Linked DNA regions of Homo sapiens: all the other regions are linked to region 5. Evidence: chromatin contacts called from ENCODE Hi-C or POLR2A ChIA-PET data. All regions are on one chromosome and are shown on one strand. The core of a region is the stretch at or near the end of the contact, and the rest is flanking DNA. Distances in the headings are between cores, read along the strand shown. Region 1 overlaps SRCIN1 (SRC kinase signaling inhibitor 1). Region 2 holds the start of SRCIN1 (SRC kinase signaling inhibitor 1). Region 3 holds the start of LASP1NB (LASP1 neighbor). Region 4 overlaps LASP1 (LIM and SH3 protein 1). Region 5 holds the start of PSMB3 (proteasome 20S subunit beta 3).

What was found. Hi-C counts contacts between places; a loop is a spot of excess contacts on that map. ChIA-PET counts read pairs that join two places held with the same protein, here RNA polymerase II (POLR2A). Pooled maps may share reads with other maps.
Region 1: a map of CD8-positive, alpha-beta T cell shows a loop between it and region 5 (6-fold over the local background). The contact joins the enhancer-like site here to the promoter of PSMB3 in region 5. A Hi-C loop is called at or near these places in 8 of 168 maps with a recorded cell type or tissue (B cell, CD4-positive, alpha-beta T cell, CD4-positive, alpha-beta memory T cell and 4 more), 19 of 37 single-sample maps with no recorded cell type and 20 of 50 pooled maps. POLR2A ChIA-PET finds 5 or more read pairs at or near these places in 6 of 52 experiments (CD4-positive, alpha-beta T cell, HEK293, T-cell and 3 more).
Region 2: a loop to region 5 is called in a pooled map, with 4 times the contacts of the local background. The contact joins the promoter of SRCIN1 here to the promoter of PSMB3 in region 5. A Hi-C loop is called at or near these places in 1 of 37 single-sample maps with no recorded cell type and 9 of 50 pooled maps. POLR2A ChIA-PET finds 5 or more read pairs at or near these places in 2 of 52 experiments (PC-9 and WTC11).
Region 3: a pooled map shows a loop between it and region 5 (3-fold over the local background). The contact joins the promoter of LASP1NB here to the promoter of PSMB3 in region 5. A Hi-C loop is called at or near these places in 7 of 50 pooled maps. POLR2A ChIA-PET finds 5 or more read pairs at or near these places in 4 of 52 experiments (AG04450, GM12878, WTC11 and 1 more).
Region 4: a loop to region 5 is called in a map of B cell, with 16 times the contacts of the local background. The contact joins the enhancer-like site here to the promoter of PSMB3 in region 5. A Hi-C loop is called at or near these places in 2 of 168 maps with a recorded cell type or tissue (B cell and CD8-positive, alpha-beta T cell) and 7 of 50 pooled maps. POLR2A ChIA-PET finds 5 or more read pairs at or near these places in 2 of 52 experiments (H1 and activated CD4-positive, alpha-beta T cell).

What each region holds. Positions count from the first base shown.
Region 1 is chr17:38,556,869-38,559,568 of GRCh38, reverse strand. It overlaps SRCIN1 (SRC kinase signaling inhibitor 1), which reads left to right. Exons shown (of 19, transcript NM_025248.3): 11 at 1,167-1,342. Among named protein-coding and RNA genes, the nearest start is that of SRCIN1, 48 kb to the left of the region's middle. Within about 2 kb of position 1,313, at least 19 of the 41 ENCODE cell types and tissues checked have a DNase peak (open chromatin) inside an H3K27ac peak, as active enhancers do; they include CD8-positive, alpha-beta T cell, where a contact is called at or near this core.
Region 2 is chr17:38,604,505-38,607,204 of GRCh38, reverse strand. It overlaps SRCIN1 (SRC kinase signaling inhibitor 1), which reads left to right and starts at 1,253. Exons shown (of 19, transcript NM_025248.3): 1 at 1,253-1,521. The coding sequence starts at 1,500. RefSeq lists an enhancer at 1-393.
Region 3 is chr17:38,924,244-38,926,943 of GRCh38, reverse strand. It overlaps LASP1NB (LASP1 neighbor), which reads right to left and starts at 1,330. Exons shown (of 2, transcript NM_001414697.1): 1 at 1,053-1,330; 2 at 1-527. The coding sequence starts at 1,250. The coding sequence ends at 1,173.
Region 4 is chr17:38,897,095-38,899,794 of GRCh38, reverse strand. LASP1 (LIM and SH3 protein 1) reads right to left here. Exons shown (of 7, transcript NM_006148.4): 4 at 1,276-1,383. Among named protein-coding and RNA genes, the nearest start is that of MIR6779, 17 kb to the left of the region's middle. RefSeq lists enhancers at 62-581, 602-921, 582-1,103, 1,332-1,441, 2,670-2,700. Within about 2 kb of position 1,359, at least 26 of the 41 ENCODE cell types and tissues checked have a DNase peak (open chromatin) inside an H3K27ac peak, as active enhancers do; they include B cell and CD8-positive, alpha-beta T cell, where a contact is called at or near this core.
Region 5 is chr17:38,751,443-38,754,142 of GRCh38, reverse strand. PSMB3 (proteasome 20S subunit beta 3) reads right to left here and starts at 1,402. Exons shown (of 6, transcript NM_002795.4): 1 at 1,314-1,402; 2 at 809-993. The coding sequence starts at 1,316. TRN-GTT2-5 (tRNA-Asn (anticodon GTT) 2-5) reads left to right here and starts at 2,289; the gene lies at 2,289-2,362. It overlaps LOC100287808 (a long non-coding RNA gene), which reads right to left. Exons shown (of 1, transcript NR_149004.1): 1 at 2,391-2,700.

The sequences.
Region 1 (2,700 bases), core at 64-2,563, 190 kb after region 5:
GGCCCCGCCCCACCAACGCCCACCTACTGGTAGAAGTCCCTTGCCGCAAGTCCCGCCCCATCCCCTACTACCTCATCCTTTTCCCAGAGCTTCCACGCCCGAGTCCTTCGCCGCTCACTGGCCTCTCTCCGAACCCTTTCTCCCCTTCCCCTTTCTTGAGCTTCCGCTCCCTCGCTGAACCTCCACTTCCTCACCAAGGCCTTATCCCTCGCCCGTGACCCCCTCATTGAGCCCTCCTTCTCCTTCCCTGAGTCCCCATCGCCCTCCTGGAGCCCCAGTCACCCACTGAGCCCCTCCGTCGTCAGTATCCCTCGGGGCAGTTCCAGTTCCTTCCTGCCCTGCATCCCTTTCCCTGAGTCAGCGAGAGCCCTTCCCCCAAGTCCTCTCAGCTCCTCCCTCCTGAGCCCCAACAGTCTCCCCGGCCCTGCTTGGCAGATGGTCCCACCTGTCAGGAGCTTGGCATCGCCGAGTCCGCTCCTCAAGCAGGCCCAGGGGCCGTCAGGTGAGGATAATTAGCAGAGACAGGCTGGGGAGGGGGCAGAGAATTGCCATCTGGGCAACGGGTAAGATCTTGCCCACCCCCGCCATTCAGGCTTGGAACAGGGTTGGATCGATCATCAACTTAGTCTTCCTGTCCCAGCCATAGAAGCTCTATCAAATGCCAGCGCTTGAGTCCTTCATTCCAGTCCCGTCCCCATTCCGGGATGATGGAAGCCATAGCCATGCGGCCGCACTGTCGGCAGGGACCTACATAGGGCTACACCCTGTCCCGCAAATATTCCCAACCCCTTCTCCTGCCTCATATTCCCCAGAACTTAACCTTGCCCTCCTCCCCCTGCAATACCACCCCTGCTCGCGGCCACAGCCATGCAGCTCCCCCTTTGCATGGCCCATTTTAACGCTCCCCTCTCCACGATCCCCATCCGTTCTCCTCCTGCCTCTGTTCTTCCCCAGAACTTAGCCCTCTGCCCCTGCCCTTCGCCATCCCGCCCCTGCCCTTCGCCATCCCACCCCTTCGCTGCTGCCTGAGGCGGAGCCAAGCAGCCGCTTCTTCTGCAGAGCCCCGCCCTGGATTGGGCAGTCCTCTACCCGCCTTCTCCCGGCCCTTCCCCTGCCTCGCGGCTCCGCTCCCCCCACCCGGGTCCATCCGTCCGTGCGTCCCGCAGCTACAGAACCAGGAGTCGGTGCGCGCGCTGCTGAAGCGCACGGAGGCAGAGCTGAGCATGCGCGTGTCGGAGGCGGCGCGGCGGCAGGAGGACCCGCTGCAGCGGCAGCGCACCCTGGTGGAAGAGGAACGGCTGCGCTATCTCAACGACGAGGAGCTTATTACCCAGCAGCTCAAGTGAGGCTGGGCCCGCGGCGGAGGGAGGGGTGGGGGTGCGGCTGGAGTGACCCGCAACCTGGTTTCCCTGGGAGGCGCAGCTCCCTTCCCTCTGAGTCACAGGTGGCGTTGGTCTGTTCTGAAGCCTGATTTCATTCTCCTCTGGCCTGATTTCACTGTGACCCACAAACTTTTGACCGGCTGGCATTATTCCTGATTTCTTTTTTCTGGCTTGATGCCTGCTTTTGCTATGGTCTTGCTTCATAATGATCCACACTCAGGCTTCCTGTGGCCTGCAGCTTCACTGTCATGTGGCCAGCTGCCTGATTTCCCTCTGCCCTCTGCCTACTTTCATTTTGGCCTGTGACCCGTGCAAAGTGACCCTTGGGTAGTGAGTTCAGGTGCAGCGTTCAGGTGCCGTCACTGCTCCAGCCTGGCGCTGACCAGCCATCATTGGAGATCCGATTCCCTGATCTCTGAGTCCAGATATAGCCAAGGAAAACCCACCTTCCTTCCTAGTGCAGCTGGAACAGGGCTGTAGTGTTTTCAGAAGGAAGGAGGAATCGCGAACACTGTGCCTCCGCATGCTTAGGCATGGAGGGGTTAACAGAAGACAGTCTTCTGATCCAAATTTAGCAAATGGCTGTCTGGCCAACCATTCCATTGTCTGGCACCTTTGAAGGGAGACGCTGCCTTTCAGTGTCCATTCAGGGAGTGAGCACCCACCCTGCTTTCCCTCGCCAGTGATAAGGATCTGAGACAGAGGCCCTGCTCCTTCCTTTGGGCCCTCTCTTGGTGACACAGGGCACTAGGGGACCTGGAGTCCAGTGCCAGCACTGAGAGGCTGAGTGATCAGGGCAGTTCCTGCCCCTCTCTGTGCCCCAGTGTCCTCATCTGTACCCAGCATTAAGTTTTTCACCTCTCTTTTCAACAAGGGGTTGAGTTGTACTGGCCAGTGACTCCGGGAGCCAGGAGAGGCTGCTCCTTGGAGCCCAGCTTCCTCACTAAGTCATAAATGAGCCTCTTGCGACGGGCTCCTTGAGATGGGTTGCTGCTCCTCAGCCTGAGGCCCACATAGCCTGGTGGTACATGTGCATTTTAGCAAGGCCCAAGGCAACAATTCCCATGACACCATGTGGCTGAAATAGGGTAAGGGGCCACCCCATCACTCTAGGTGTGATAACTTAGTGAGGACTCCAGCCAGATCTCCAAGCAGACTGGCAGGTGTCATCTCTCCTCACCCAGGGAATTCCATTTCTCCAGATTTTCTATCCTTTCCTTGTCCCTTTTCATTCAGCCCAGAGGAGGGGGGTTGGAATTTTCAAAAGCAACTTTACCGAGACATTAAAGGAAAATTAAAGGAGATCTAAAAGCACAGA
Region 2 (2,700 bases), core at 4-2,503, 150 kb after region 5:
TGGGACCTTGTCCCTAGCTGGGCATGTGGTTGGCTCAGGGGCAGGCCTGGGGGTGGATAGGAAATTGGGAGAGCCCAGATTAAGGTTGCAACTGGGTAGACCAGGAAGTGGGGAAACCGGTTTGTCATTTGGGCCACTTGGGGTGGGGTCTCCTCTCCTGGGCTCTCTGCCTGCCTGCCACTCTGCCTGATGGCCCACAGTGAATAGAAGTACTGTGTCCACTCTCTTGCTCACCTAAACTGCTTTTGGAAACTCCAGAAGTAAATAAAAGGGACAGGGGACTCAGCCCACCTTCTCCTCCGCAAGAAAGCTTGAGAGAGAAGGGACTGGCCAGAGCATCGGAGCGAGGGAGGGAGGGGGCCGCTGGAATCACGAGGTGTCGGCGCGGGCCTGGGTCTGGGTCTGGGTCCGGGTCAGCGCTGGAGAAGTCTGCGGAGCCAACAGGTAGGCCAACGAAGGTGGGACGCGGAGGGGCGGGGGACGGCAGGGTGGAGCCGAGCTAGTGCTCTGCGGGCTGAAGTAGAGGCGGCAGTGACGCCGCCAAGCGAGGCGTGAGCAGGGACCGTCGCTGGAGCGTCCTACGGTGGGGTCTCACTGGCCGGAGGGGCGCGGACCTGCCTGCAGTTCCCGCGCACGCCTGCAGGAGGGGCTGCAACCCGGAGCGGGGGCGAGGCGGCGGCCCAGCAGGGGGCGCCGGGGAGCCCAGACCCTCCGACCGAGCCGCGTCTAGGCGCGCTGGGGTGAGGGGTCGCGAGGCAGAAGCAGAGGAGGATCCGGGCGCTCCCAGCATGGGGCGGCTGTTGGTTTCCGCGGTCACCTTGGCTGAAGGGAGCCCCCAGTCTCGCCGCCCCGCCTCCCCACCCAGCCCCGAGAGCCTTTCCATCCCTAGGCGCGCCCGGGCTTGGAGACCCAGGAGTCCTCCACCCTCCAAGTGTCCCCGCTTCCCCGGGTGCCTCCTCCGAGCCGGTCCTCGGTCAATGTATTTGTCTCTATCGTGGCGCGAAGACTACTTGGGGTGGGACGAAGCAGGTGGCGCGGGAAGGAGAGAGTGAGCGCGCCCCGCGCCCGGCCCCGGCCGCGCGCTGCGGGATCACGCGGTGAAGCTGGAGGGCGCGAGAAGGCGCAGTGCCCCCTCCCCTCCCCCGCCCCCGCCGCCCCGGGCGGCCCTTTGTAAGTTCCGGCCACACGCGCGCGCCCGCGCCGCGCGCGCGCCCGCCCGCAGTGACACACCCGCGCCGGCCCGCGCGCGCGCAGACACACACTCAAACACACACACACTCGCTCTCGCACACTCGGTGACACGCCCGCGCGCGCGCTCACCCACACGCCCGGCCGCCGGCGCCCTCCCAGCTGGTCCACCCCGGCGGGGCCCGCGCCCCCGGCCCGCCCGCCTGGCACCGCGCCCCGGGGCTGGGGCCGAGCGAGGAGCCCGCGAGGCGGCGAGAGGGCGAGCGCCAGGCAGGCCGGCCCGGGGCCCCCGCCCCCCGCGCCCCCGCCCGATGGGGAACGCTCCGTCCCAAGGCATGTCCCTGTCTCTCTCCTCCCTAATGTGCCTCCATGCTTAAGTGGAAGGTATTTCTGTTTTCTTTGTGTGTTTTCCCCCTCGGCCGGGGGCGGGGGCGGCGGCCGGGCCGGGGAGGCGGTGGCCGGCGGGGCGAGGGATGCTGGGGCGCAGGTGTGTGGGGGCAGGGGACCGCTGTGCGCCGGGCTTGGGAGAAGGACCCGGGCGAGAGGAGTGCTGGGACCAGAGAAGGGGGCAGGGTGGCGAGGCAGGAGACTGGGTGGGGAGGGCCTCACTACGCCCCGGGGTGGGGGCCAGAGGGGTTCAACTGTAAAGGGGCTTGTGTGGAAGGGGGAGGGGTGAGGAGAAGAAGGGGGATGGATGGTGAGGAGGGTGGGGGGAGAAGGGCGTCCCTCCGAGGTGGGGGAAGTGGAGGATGCAGGGGAGGGGAAGGGGATGGAGAAGTGAGGGGTGCATCAAAGGCCTCCCTCCCCCAGCTCCCAGAATGGGGTGCACGGGCTAGGATGGTGGTGGTGGGCCCTTTGCGCCAGCCTCCAGGGAGGGAAGGGGATGAGTGCGTTCTGGGGTTGGCCGCGTTGCCAGGATACAAGCCTGTATTCCACACACCCCCCCTCCCCGCACCTCGAGGCCCTAGCCCTGGAGACCTCTGAGCCTCAGCAGCAGTTGCAGAAACTGGGGACCAGCTCCCCGCTCTACCAGCGGGTAGGGAGGGCCACGAGAGGGAGGGGTTTAGGGAGGGGCTATTTGATCTTAACCCCTCCCCCTGCAGAGGCCAGGGGGCAGGGGAGGGCGCCCCCAGCTGGGGAGGGCATCTAGGGTGAGTGAGAAGATAGGGAAGGCAGGCGGCTGAGGGGTGGAGGGTGGGGCTGGGAAGGGGACGCACCGTGGCCCCCCCTCCCCTCCCACGCACCCCCCTGCTACGTCAGAAGCTCCCGGGCCAGCTCCGAGTCCTGTCGGTGGGGGCAGCAGGATGCTGGTGGAAGCAGAGGGGACAGGCCGGGTGCCTCCGCAGCTCAGCTGTCAGGGCCCGGCGGGGCGTGTGCGGCTGCTGGTGCTCGTCCCCCAGCCCCACGCGTCCCCATGCAGCCCTGGCAGTGCCTCCGGCGCTTTGCCCTGGCCTGGTGGGAGAGGACGGCGGAGGGCAGAGCCCGCTCTCCCAGGGAGGAGGCTGGACCGAG
Region 3 (2,700 bases), core at 81-2,580, 170 kb before region 5:
ATACATTTTAAAAACTCAAATGACAAGTTCTTCCTGGCTGGAGAGTGAGACAAGAGAAACCACAAAACCCCAGACTGTGCAATCTGTAAAGACAGTGATAAAGTGACTACTTCATAGATGAAGATGGACAACTTGAACTTCCCCTTGAGTTTCACAAGGGAGTCCTGTGTGTGAGAAGGAAGGAACATATTTGAGTGTAATGTGCAGTTGCATTTAGATCTAAGGAAACTTAAAATGAATTTAAGTTTCCTTAATTCAAAATGAATTTTTGAGCAGTTCTCCACGGTAACTTTAATAAGTCTCCATTTCAACTTTCTGTTCTCAATCCCATCTACAGCTCAAACATATGCAGTATCTGCCAGCCCTGTCCATGAATTCCTGAAGTCCCAGCCAAGTGCCTCTCAGCTCAAAAAGCCCCTTGCTTGCCAGGGGTCAGCCATGTCTGGAAGGCTCTGAAAGAGGTCTGCTGGGCAGTAGGACTGCTTCTGTGGATGAGAGGCCTCTTGTTGGACTGGAGAGACCAGGAGCTGTAAGAAACCCAGAAATAAAAAGTCTCAGATGGGGACAACTGCAAAGTACCAGGAGTTCCTCCCTCCTCTCCACCATATCCCACAGTTGGACATCTCCCCGAAAACCCCACCCCAAGTAAAATTTATTTGCCGTCTCACCCTCAAATAAGAATGAGTCAATCATTAAGTAATGCAATTATACAAGCATAGTTGTAAACAACTATATTGCAAGTATGCTGACATGCAAAGATGTGTTTTACCTTTAATTACCAGAAGAAAATAGACAACTTGAGTTTGAGCACCTAACTTGAAGAAGAAATTAGGAAATAATAGTCCCTCCCCACCACATCCATCATTCCCAACCCGTTCTGCCTAAAAATCGTTTACATTGTGGATTTTATTTGTAATTTTTAAAGTCTTATTTTAAATTAGGTCCCAAAGAAAGAAGCTGGCATTTCTTATTCTTTTCAGAGTGGTCTAAGAAAAAAAATAGGAAAGCAAACTCTTTCTTTTTTTCTTTTCTTTTTTTTTTGGAATCAATACCCGAGATAACAGCAGAAGCAAAAATCCACCGGTGCGTCAGCAAGCAGGGCACTCGGCCATTCATCTCCATCCTTCCTTCTGAGCTGTTCTCCAGCAGGCTCCGGCCGCAGCTCCAGGCCACTAGAGCAGATAGATAATGTAGGACAGAATGACCAGGCCTATGATGGCAAAGAACATCAGGATGAAAATATCCAGCATTGTGGATTCCTAGGCCGACCAAGCCCCTGGATTCTGGTGAACCGTGAGCTGTGAGCACGGAGGTTGCAGTCGGTGGAGAGAAATGGCTCCCCTTCACTCCACAGCTCAGCCCTGGTTCTTTCCCCTCCCCCTCCCAGGGGCCTGAGACTGAAGGATGCTGCAGCTCCACCAGCAGCTTCCTGCCCCCCCACCAACCACAGCCAACCAATCACAAAGCCTGGGGGTGGATAGCCAAGGAGATGCCAGATTTAGACCCACAGAACCGCAGAATCAAAGGGGCTCAATTTCTCCCCAGGAACCCAATCCCACCCCTTTGTATCTAAATGGAGCCTGCATGCTCTGGATGTAGGAGGAGATAGGATCCTACCCAGCTCCCCCAAGAGTGAATCCTCCTGACTGCCTTCTTCGCGTTTCCTCTCACACACCTCGGGCAGATTATCTCAGAAAAATCATGGTTGGGTATTGGGTGGGCCATTGGCAACTTCTAAAGGTCACATTATGGGGAGACACAGACAAAAGTTTCGTGTGGATCTCAGTGGGCTTCCCTGAGGGATGAAGCTAACATTTATACATTTCCTACACTGGGCCAGATATCGTACATGTGGTGCAATTTCAACCTCCCTATGAGTCTTTCATAGATGGGGCTCAGAGATGGTCAGAAACTTACCCTAATGGTTCATAGCTTAGATGTGTCAGAGACCAGCCGGGCGCAGTGGCTCATGCCTATAATCCCAGCACTTTGGGAGGCCGAGGCAGGTGGATCACAAGGTCAGGAGTTCAAGACCAGCCTGGCCAAGATGGTGAAACCCTGTCTCTACTAAAAATACAAAAGTTAGCCAGGCTTGGTGGTGCATGCCTGTAATCCCAGCTACTTGGGAGGCTGAGGCAGAGAATTGCTTGAACCCGGGAGGCAGAGCTGAGATCGCGCCACTGCACCCCAGCCTGGGCTACAGAGCAAGATTCTGTCTCAAAAAAAAAATAAAAATAAAAATTAGCCGGGCGTGGTGGCAGGTGCCTGTTATCCCAGCTATTCAAGAGGCTGAGGCTAAAGAATTGCTTGAACCCGGCAGGCAGAGGTCGCAGTGAGCTGAGACCGTGCCATTGCACTCCAGCCTGGGTGACAGAGCGAGACTCCGTCTCAAAAATAAATAAATTAATAAATAAAATAAAAAGTAAAAGGCTGGGTGTGGTGGCTCATGCCTGTAATCCCAACACTTTGGGAGGCTGAGGTAGGTGAATCACCTGAGGTCAGGAGTTCAAGACCAGCCTGACCAACATGGAGAAACTCCAGCTCTACTAAAAATACAAAATTAGCTGGGCATGGTGGCACATGCCTGTAATCCCAGCTACTCAGGAGGCTGAGGCAGGAGAATCGCTTGAACCTGGGAGGTGGAGGTTGCAGTGAGCTGAGATTGTGCCATTGCACTCCAGCCTGGGCAACAAGAGTGAA
Region 4 (2,700 bases), core at 110-2,609, 150 kb before region 5:
CCAGCCTGAGCAACAGAGTGAGACTCTGTCTCAAAAAAAAAAAAAAAGATCTGAACGCCCTCTAAGTAGGAAGTACTCATTCATGAAAGCTTCCATTCTGTTTTCCCTCTACATAAATGTATGCCTGTCAGATGGGTCAAGACGTACAATGTATATTTTACTGTAGGCTGAAGTCAGAGTTTGAAAGCCACCATTTTGGGCATGGCTGGTTCTGCTGTCTGTGGGCTGCCTGTGCTTCTGAAATCCACCTGACCCACCACTGCAGCCCACTCTATGCACGGCCCAGCCAAGCTCTTAAAGGAGCGCCCTGCTGAGGTGGCCAGGTGGAGGGTAGGAAGGGATGTGGAGCCCAGGGAGTGGGTGCTGAGACCACCGGAAAGCCAGGCTCCCCCGGCAATCTCTATCCCCAGTTCCTCAGCCCAGAGCAACAATGGGCAGCTCACTGATCCCTTCCTGTTCCAGACACGAAGACAGCTGCCTGCCTAAACCCTCCCTGGCAGGACCTCCTAGGCCAGGCTGGCTGGGCAGCCCCTGCAGTTCTGTGTGCGCATCCCCCATGGTTGCTGCTCACCGCAGTGCCCTGCCCCCGCATGCCTAAAGCCACACAGGCTGCTTGCCTGTGGCTCTGCCAAGCAGGAAACTGAGGCCTGTTCTCTGGCCACAGGTGCCATGGAGGGCACACGATGCTGGGGACAGTTGATCCCCTGCCCACTCTCCATGCCCACCCCTGCCACAGCCAGATGCCACTGACCATCAGGGAGGCGGGGGGTGTGAGCCAGGGGGTGCAGGGCTGGCGGGTGAAGCTGGCTGGGGTTTTTACACAGGAAGGAAGAGCAGGCTGATGTGGGGGAGGAGGCCAAGGAAGGGCGGAAATGACTGCAATGTCAGCACCCAGGCGCAGACCAGGGGAGGCCAGGTGCTCCCCGCCCCCCAGTTTTGACCTTTGTGCTAAGATGAGACATGCAGTCTTCACCGATACCCACGATATCCAGAAAAAAGAACAACAGTCAGAGAGAGTGGGGGCTGATTTAGCACACAGGCCCCCACAGAATACAGTCCCTTCAAGAAGAAAATGCTATGCGTGCTGGTGGTCTGGGGGTACACAGAGAAGAGGCATCTGGGAACCCCAAGCTCTTCCCCAGGCCCACCCTGGAGGGCAGGGGTAGTGGAGGCACTGGCCTCATTCACATCTGCCAGGCTTGCGTCTGCCAGGCTGGCAGGAAGGGGACCAAACAGAGGGCAGCAGGGATGCCGCAGGGCAGGGCAAGAGCTCACGTTACTGATCTGGTCCTGGGTCTTCTTGATTCTCTGGAGCTCGGGCGTGTCTGCCACTACGCTGAAACCTTTGCCCTTGTTCTTCTCAAACTCCTCCTTGTAGCGCACCTGCAGGAGGGGAGGAAGAGGGATTGGAGTCAGGCCAGGAGCCGAAAGGGCCTCGGCTTGGGGCCCCTCTGAGGCAGCAACCAGTCAGGAGACAGGGACAGGGAGTCAGCAGAAAGACCCTGATCAGAAGTCCCCAACTCAAAGCAGAGGCCTCAGCCAAAAGGTGTTAGACTCGTAATAATAAGCCACTACCAAGTCTTTGGTGCACAGTGAATGGCAGGCACAGAGTCCAGGGCCTTACATGAACCATCTCATTTAGATCCCACCATACATATAGCCACGCAATTAACAGCTCCAATTTACGGATCAGGAAACGGAGCCACAGAAAGGCAAAGTCCCCTGCCCAAGGTCACAGAGCTTAGCAGTCAATGTCCGGCACTACCAGAGTGCAAACCCTCATCTGCCTGACTCTTGACCCTTCACTCCCTGCCCATCCTGTCTGGAAGCTTATAGGAAAAAGGTTCTTTCCAGGGCTCCCAGGGTGGCCCCAGCCCTCATGTTAGCCAGGATGTGGCCCTGCCCACTACGCCTGGGGGAGCTTTTCAGCAACCAGCTGAGTGAGGGCTGTGCCAAAGGACAGAGTTGGTGCCCAGAAAGGAGGGTGGTGAGACAGCCCCAGGGAAGGCTCCATCAGTGCGCCTTTGACAGGCCCCGCGGATTCTGGGAGCCTGCCGGGATGGCTTCAGAGGCCACCGCCATAGGAGGGGAGGAAAGCAGCGGGGGTCAGACAGCATCTCAGCAGGTCTCCAAGCTCCAGGGAAGAACCCTTCCACCCCACCACAGTACTAGAGGGACTCAAGTCAGACATCAGAAAGGACTTCCCTGGCACGAAAGGAATTGAAATATGAGGAACAGCTTGTCCTCCCCTGAGGGTTTTGAAGAACAGAATGAGGCTGAGAAAACTCATGGAACAGGAAACTATTCCTTGGCTTCCAGAGACTTCACTGTCCACCTCATCAGCCATCTGTTCCAGACCCCACCAGCTGCTTGGATTTCCTCCACGGGGGCTGCACTGTCCTGGACACAGGTCAGCCCAGGACACAAACCCAGGCAGTTCCCTGGCAGGGAATCATCTGGCAGCAGCACCGAGCTGTGCTTGGACTGGAGCGACTGCGCATGCGCATGCAGCCACGGCCACACCTGTCAGGTCCTCTGCACATGCCTGTGGGGGTCAGAGTCCTTGTTTGTCTCCTGAAGCCCCCAGTCACTCATCCATGTGGTTCCCTCTCCTTCTCTGTTCTGATCCAGACAAGAAGGGCTTGGATGTGCTGTTCCCCATTAGTTCAGAAGTGAATGCAGTGGATAGAGGCACCAACC
Region 5 (2,700 bases), core at 153-2,652:
TAGTCTCTCCACCTTCTAGGAAACAAATCCAGGACCTGCTGCTCCTCAGGCACCAGTACCCTGCAGGACCTGCCCCCTGTGACCACGTATTCCCTCCTGAAAACCTATCACCGTTCTTTTCCTCTCTTATTCTTCTCTGGCTTCTCTTCGCCCCTCACTGCTAAATGTAACGTTCAGCTCTCAAACTGCCGCTCATTATTTCCCTCCCTACAGACTTTGTCTCTCCAGAATCTGCTCCCATAGATTTGGCACATTGCCAATGCTTCCCCAACCCTGAGATGTAATAACAAAACCCCAACTGCTTGCAAGATGTTTCTATTGGGCTTGTCTTGTCTGCTCAAAATTGTTGTCAAAATCAAAGTCAGGCCAGGTGTGGTGGCTCATGCCTGTAATCCCAGCACTTTGGGAGGCTGAGGCAGGTGGATCACTTGAGGTCAGGAGTTCGAAACTAGCCTGGCCAACATGGTGAAACCCTGTCTCTACTAAAAATACAAAAATTAGCCAGGCATGGTGGTGCGCGCCTGTAGTCCCAGCTACTTAGGAGGCTGAGGCACGAGAATCGCTTGAGCCTGGGAGGTGGAGGTTGCAGTGAGCTGAGATCATGCCACTGAGCTCCAGCCTGGGTGACAGAGCAAGTCCCTGTCTAAAAAAAAAAAAAAGAAAGGGAAGGACATGTTTTTTGGAGGCGGCAAAGTCTCAAACTCACTGGTGGTGTGTGGTAGATGACTGACACCTTGGCCGGTCAAGACGCCGGGGTTGGATGGTCCAAGAAGAGGCCTGGGTGTGGGCGGGGACCCTTGAAACTTACACTGTCTGGACGTCAGTGGCGAGCCCGGCCAGACCGATGTACAGCCGGTCACCCATGGGAAAGATCTTCTGGAAGTCCGTGGTCACCATCTGGGCCTGGATCCCGAAGCGCCTGTCTGCAGCGATGGCCACACAGTTCTTCCCCTTCATGGCCATGACGGCCCCTCCGTTATAGGACATAATAGACTAGGACAGACAGAGCGGAGGGGTCAGCGCGGGGGGTCAAACGCTGCCACAGCCCCCGGCCCAGCTCCTGATGCGGAGGCTCCTGTACGCCCGTTCTCCATTCCGGAGGCGTCTGAACCCCTGGTTCTCCAGCTGGGATGAGCACTGTGTGGCGGCAATGAGCCGCACTCACCCTCTTGGTCCTCACCGGGGCCCGCTCCCCTCGAACTGAAACCGCTTCCTTCCATCGACCCTAGGCCCTTTTCGTCCCCAAGCCTCTCCTGACCCCCTCCGCTTCTCAATCCTTCCCCATGCCCCTTTGCTTTAACTCCCCATCTCACCATGATTGCGGTGTACTAGGATCCCTCGATCGCCAGAGCAATTCCAGTAAACCGGGTCTAGCCTTCACTGCGCAACCGCTCTCACTGCTGTCTCTTCATTGGCTGATAGGCGGACTCTTCCTGGACATCTGGGCTTTCTATTGGTCACACGTCCCTGTCGGTCACCAGTACAGGTAGTTTGGTTGCAAAGTCAAAACGGAGGCGGGAAAAGCGGAAGTGAAAAGTCACTGTGGCTGCGGAAGAGACTTGCGACACGGTGCATAGTGGGATCTCGGCGGACCTGGACTCGGGACCTCAGGGACTGGGGGCGGAGCCTGCGCGCACGTGGGCTGGTGAAACTGGGTTTAGGAAGCTGCGGCCCCAGCTGAAGGGGCACCGTGACGCTTATCAACGTGATGTATGAGTTCGTCGTATTAGTCGTGCTAGCTTATTTATTCACTCCAGAAATCCTGCGTTTACTGTGTACCAGGCACTTGCCTAGGCTCGGAATATTCACTGGCCCACAACAGTGCCTAGTATATAGGAGGCGCCCATTAAATGGAAATTTAATGATGCAGGTGGGAAGGGGAAGGCGTCGCGTGTAGGCGTCGCGGGTATTTTGCGGCTGCAGGGGTTCAGCTGTGAAAGGGAGTTTGGAAGCCGAAGCTTGTTCTGATTTGGGGGACTTCCTGCGGCCCGACTTCACGTATCCTCAATCTCAGGTCACCCTAAAAAGGGACGTTCCGCGCCTCTCCACGTTTGAGGTAGAACCTGAGGATAGCCAGAGTCGACCTCTCGCCGTTCCAATGGAGGAAGGGCGTGCACGTCCCGCGTCCTCTCCTCCCAAGCTCTTTCGCCTCCCTCCCCCATCAGGATCCTTCCCTTTCTCCCCCGGGTTCCACTTATTTCGCCCGATGGCGGCATCTCTTACGGCGTCTGCGCCGTCCAGGCTCGCTCCCATTGACTCGGCTCACTACTACGCCGGTAGTCGACTCGGTCTCTGTGGCGCAATCGGTTAGCGCGTTCGGCTGTTAACCGAAAGGTTGGTGGTTCGAGCCCACCCAGGGACGCTATGACCTTTTTTTTTTTTTTTTTTGTCTTTTGGGTTTTTTTTTTCTCCCCGGAAGATAAAAACCTAAGCCTTTTACTCAAAAGCCAAATTTTGCATTGAAATGGCAGCAGCAATACTTTTTCTAGGAGAATCACTGTTCTTGAAAATTCTTTGCTGCTCAGTCAATAATGGGATAATTTCTCCAGCACTTCCCTCCACACCCCCCCAACCCGCCTCCAAGCTAGATCGCAGGAAACCTAAAGACACAGGTTTTTGTCTCACTGTGCATGCAACACGTTTCAGGATGCATTTTTTCATAGGATTAAGAATGAATTTACAGTGGAGGTTCGACAGTTT